Linked DNA regions of Homo sapiens: region 1 is linked to region 2. Evidence: chromatin loops called from intact Hi-C (ENCODE). Cell type or tissue: PC-3. All regions are shown on one strand. Region 1 overlaps PRTFDC1 (phosphoribosyl transferase domain containing 1). Region 2 overlaps PRTFDC1 (phosphoribosyl transferase domain containing 1).

Region 1 (2,500 bases), 96 kb before region 2:
GGATAGATACATGCAGTCGTATATTTAAGCTACTGACTCACATACATGTTAATGTCTGAAAGTATTTAAAAAATATGGAGGCGGAAGAAAAACAGTAAGAAGTGATAAAACATAACAAGTTTTCTTATTCTTTATTAGTTTAAAGGAAGCTAGAACCTAATAACAATACGCCACATACGGTTCAGAACCAAACAAAAGCTGCTTAGTTATTTATTTTGCATTTGCATTTTGTAGGAAGTGAGAAAAAAACAGCTCTATTGGGACTCAAGTTTATTTTCAATTAAAATCCCCATAAATTAGGAAATGTCTTATAAAACGGAGAAATTGGAAAAAAATGTTATTCAGAAAAAAACTTTCTTGAGTGTGCTTGTTTCCTGTAGCACCTTGGATTTTGTGATCAGTCTTTTAAAGATATTTTTTAAAAAATTCAACCTCTGTCTTCACATTTAGGACAGGGCATAACAGTGTCTTGTCCTTTCATGCAAATAAGAGGAAAAATTTATACTTGCTTAGTTTCGAGCATTGAAAGCACTCGCCCCTAATTCTGCCATTTGCTCATGTCCCACATGAATAAAAGGATACAGCTTAGAAACCAGGGCCTTGCTGCTATTGTATTTTTTTCTAATTAAAATTCAGAGTATTAAACACAGTTGAGTACATCCATGCATACATGACATACCGTCATCACATACCGGAAGCTCCAATCAAGAGCCCCGAGCAAAGCTCGTTTCATAACATCATTAAGATTCATTGTACACTGCGTTTCAGAAAGGCTTTGTCAAAGCAGATAATAATGGCCTGTCAGAAATGCACAAACAGAAATTTATATTAAATTGTCCTTTCCCTCCTTTTAAAATATGGGAATCTATTAATAGCTGCATTCCCGGTATAGGGGACTCAAGTCTTCAGTTAAAAAAAAGTCCCCAGCTTCTTAATATTGTAAGCTTATTACCAAAATAAGAGTATAAAAAGTTAAGTGAAAAATATTTGAGTAACTAGGTGGGGGTATTCCTGGGAATACTAATCAAATATAATGACTGTATCAAAACAAAGGAAGGCGGAGCTCAGGAGTGTGAAGGTAGATAGCATTGCTGAGTCACAAGGCGGAGTGTTTAATTTGGAACAAGTCAAATAAAAGCACTGCTTTCTTTTCCTTAGGAACCTTTGATACTCTTTATATTAACCTCAGAAAAGAAAGCTCTCTCATTTGAACATTTTTTTCTTTTATATCCTGCTGAGTGAAGATGCCTGGGGGGACAAACTTGACAGCTGGCTTCCCAAGTACAGGCGTAAATATGATGCTATCTGGGACTTTAGTGGTGAGAATTCATGTCTTTAGACTCGATATTTTTCTTTACCGTGCTCATTGATGACGCATATGTGCTGAAACAATAAAGGATTTAAACGCATCAGTTTCTTAACAAAATATGAGACACAGAAAAGGTGATGCAGTAATAACCGAATGCCATCCTGTAATTGGCTATTGATCATTTAAATAGAAATGTGTGTATTTATATGTGTGGGTAAAATCTAAAGAGACCCATTCAAGTGCTTGACAAAAGGTCCTTTGTGGTTTAGTTTGGAGATTCCTATTCTGAATCCGGCTCCCCAGGTCCCTAAAACCCAGAAATGCTGAGGGAGCTGTATGTTTAGCCCTGCTAGAAACAGAAGTCTCCTACTGGTAAGATGACAACTGCTTGGGTGAATGGAGAAATAACAGTGGCAAGCACAACATGGGCTCTTATTCAACCCTTTTTGGGCAACAAGCAAAGGGTTAGGAATATTTTGATTGAAAGCAACAGAAATGGGGCCAGGCTAATGTAAGCAAAAAAGGAGGATTTGGATGGGCTCAGTGGCCCCTGTCTGTAATCCCAGTACTTTGGGAGGCTGAGGTGGGAGCATGATTTGAAGCCAGGAGTTCAAGACCAGCCTGGACAGCATACGAAGACCCCATCTCTACAGCAAGTAAAAATATTAGCTAGGCATAGTGGCGTGTGCCTGTAGTCCCAGCTACTCAGGAGGCTGAGGCGGGAGGATCGCTTGAGCCTGGGAGTTCAAGGCTGCAGTGAGCTATGATTGCGTCACTGCACTCTAGCCTAGGTGAGACTGTGGAGTGAGACCCTGTGTCTTTAAAGAGGGGGGAGGGGGAATTTATTGGTGGAATACTGGGGTAGCTCTCAGAATCCAAGGATGAGCTGGGCAATGAAGCAACTAGAAGGCAGGAACAAGGGCAGCTCCAGAGACTTTCACCCATGGTGCTATGGATACTCTCTGGGGGCACTGCTATCCTAGTGGTTGAAGTCTGAACACACTCAGTCTCTGTGACTTTTGGTTTAAATTTCTAATTCCCAGGACAGAGAGACTGATTGGTCCACTATGGGTAAGTTGTCTACCTCTAGATCATGCAGTGTTGGTCAGGGTCACACAGCTGGGGTCCACACTGGGGGTCCACGTCTGTGTGGTGAGATCATTTCCCCCAAAGAGGGAAGAGTTATGAGCT
Region 2 (2,500 bases):
GTGCACCCCTTCATCCTCTCTCCCCCTTTCCTCCTCTACCTCTGTATTCCGAACTCAGAAGCCCAGGTCACACCCCACTTCTTCCTGGAGGCCTTGCTGACTGCCCCCGGCCTCTGATCTTCTTTCCCAAATTCCTGGTGCCCCTTGTAGCTCTCTGTCTTACCCAAGGCTCCCATGCAGGATCCTTGAGAAGGCTCCTGTCCCTTGGAATTGTCACTGACTCCTTTCTTTCATCGCCCTCAGGCAACACAGCAGAAAACTATCTTCAACTCCCTCGAAATTTATCCAGGACTACCTCTCGGCACCTCCACTGCTATTCCCCCACCCCCAGGCCAGTCCATTGCCACCATGATTTCTCCCAGGACTGTCCCAGGAGCCACTACACTTGCCTCCCTGCTTCCACTTTGCAGCCCCTCCACATGGAAGCGGGCATGCTCCTTTAAAAATGCACATCACAGCCAGGTACAGTGGCTCATGCCTGTAATCCCAGCACTTGAGAGGCTGAGGCGGGAAGACCTCTTGAGGCGAGGAGTTAGAGATCAGCCTGAGCAACACAGCAAGATCCTGTTTCTGCAAAAAATTAAAAAATTAGCCAGGCAAGGTGGTGTCTGCCTGTAGTCCGAGCTACTCAGTAGGCCAAGGTAGGAGGATCACTTGAGCCCGGGAGTTCGAGGCTGCAGTGAGCTATGACTGTGCCACTGCACTTCGGCCTGGGTGACAGAGCAAGACCTTGTCTCTCGAAAAATAAAAATAAAAAACAAAGGACATCCTATCATGGCAGCCTTCTGCTTAGATTTTTTTCAAGGGCTTATCACTTTACTCCAAGTAAAGACCAGAGTCCTCACTGTGGCTCACCAGGGATTACCTTGTCTGACTCATTCCTGGCACTCTTCCTCTTCCCTCTGCTTCAGCAGCTGCTCTCTTTCAAGTCCTCCGATCTGCCAATCACACCCCTGCCTCCTGAGCTTTGCACTGGCGCCTCCTCTTGCCTGCAACACTCTTCCTCCAGATTTCCACATGGCTGTCCTCTACTTCTTTCAAGTCTCCATTCAATGTCACCTCTGCAAAGACGCCTTCCCTGACCTTCATAGCCTGTTTTACCACTGGATGATGTGTGTGTGCATGGGTGTGTTCTGTCAGAACATGAGCTCCTTCTGGCGGAGACTTTTTCTGATTCATTGTTGAATCCCTCAGTGCCCAGAATGCTGATCTGGAATATGGTATAGTGCTCAAAAATGTTAAATGAATGAATGGATGACACAGTCTCCATCTTCCGGCTACCTGAAAACCTGAACTCCAACCTGAATTCTCAGTTTGTCTCCTTGTGATAAAGAGCACCACTGTTCAAGGTTCTGGAGATTCCAATGTGTCATATCCATTGGCTGACTGATGGCCACATGGTGTATATCATCTATGTTATTTTTTAAGAGACAGAATCTCCCTCTGTTGCCTAGGCTTGAGTGGAGTACCACAATCATAGCTCACTGCAGCCTCGAACTTTTAGGCTCAAGCGATCCTCCCACCTCAGCCTCCCAAGTAGCTGGAGATAAGGAGTGGACAACCACGCTCAGCTTATTTTCTTAATTTCTTTTGTAGAGACGAGGTCTGGCTATGTTGCCCAGGCTGGTCTCAAACTCCTGGCCTGAAGGGATCCTCCCACCTTGGCCTCCCAAAACACTGGGATTATAAGTGTGAGCCATCATGCCTGGTCAATCTGCATATTTGATTTGAAAAGTGTCTCGTTTGCTCTCCCTCTACCATCAAACTGGCCGGTGGGACTGCTGGATTTGCACCAAGCTCCTCTGGCTGCCACCCTGAGAACTCCTTGTACCTGCTATAACCTCTAACACTACAGCAGCTGGCCAGAGTCTAGACTACCAGCTGTACATGAGGAGATTCTAGGAGAGCCTCTGGCAGGCCACAGTAAAGACCAGACCAGGAGAACCCTGACTGGCCCCAGGCCCCAGGGGGATCATCCAGGTGTACAGCACTTTCTGGATCACCTTCCAGACCACATGTACTATCTACCCCACTTTCTGGAGCTCCTCCACCAGTGGCACCATTAACTAGTGGTCTTCTGAATCCATTCCTCCAACCACATCAATCCTTTACTGCCCCCGTTCTGGTTGAATCTTGGAGCATACTCTCCACTCCATGTTCAAGAGTTTGGCTCTGACACTTACTACTGTGATGTTAGGGAGATGACTTACTGTCTCTGAGATCCAGTTTCCCCTTGCTTTAAATAAGACACAGTAAAACCTATGGATAGGGTTATTATAAGGATAATGTACTTAGAATACCTGGAACACTGCATGGTGTATAATACATGATGTTTGACGCATAATGCCAAAAAAAGGAAACAGACTAAAAGTGCCAAAAATGAATGCCAAAAATAGGAAAAAAATGATAAGAAAATCACAAATGAAACAAACCTATAAACTGTAATATGGATCCATAGCCCAGAGGCCACACAGAGTAGTGTGTTAAGAGCATGGACATG

What was found. Peaks named below come from ENCODE experiments on the same cell type or tissue, not always from the same donor. Only the 100,000 strongest peaks of a DNase experiment are listed, where the experiment ranks them.
Region 1: a loop joins it to region 2, with 2.4 times the contacts of the local background. A loop is called at or near these places in 5 of 110 quality-filtered maps.

The regions. Positions count from the first base shown.
Region 1 is chr10:24,848,509-24,851,008 of GRCh38, forward strand. It overlaps PRTFDC1 (phosphoribosyl transferase domain containing 1), which reads right to left. Exons shown (of 9, transcript NM_020200.7): 9 at 106-1,383. The coding sequence ends at 1,336. Among named protein-coding and RNA genes, the nearest start is that of PRTFDC1, 100 kb to the right of the region's middle. In PC-3, no CTCF peak of the experiment used is centred here; a DNase peak (open chromatin) is centred at 1,193; H3K4me3 peaks cover 1,456 bases; H3K27ac peaks cover 2,500 bases.
Region 2 is chr10:24,944,046-24,946,545 of GRCh38, forward strand. The region is part of intron 1 of PRTFDC1 (phosphoribosyl transferase domain containing 1); the gene reads right to left. Among named protein-coding and RNA genes, the nearest start is that of PRTFDC1, 7.3 kb to the right of the region's middle. In PC-3, CTCF peaks have their summits at 1,086 and 1,285; a DNase peak (open chromatin) is centred at 1,046; H3K27ac peaks cover 1,251 bases.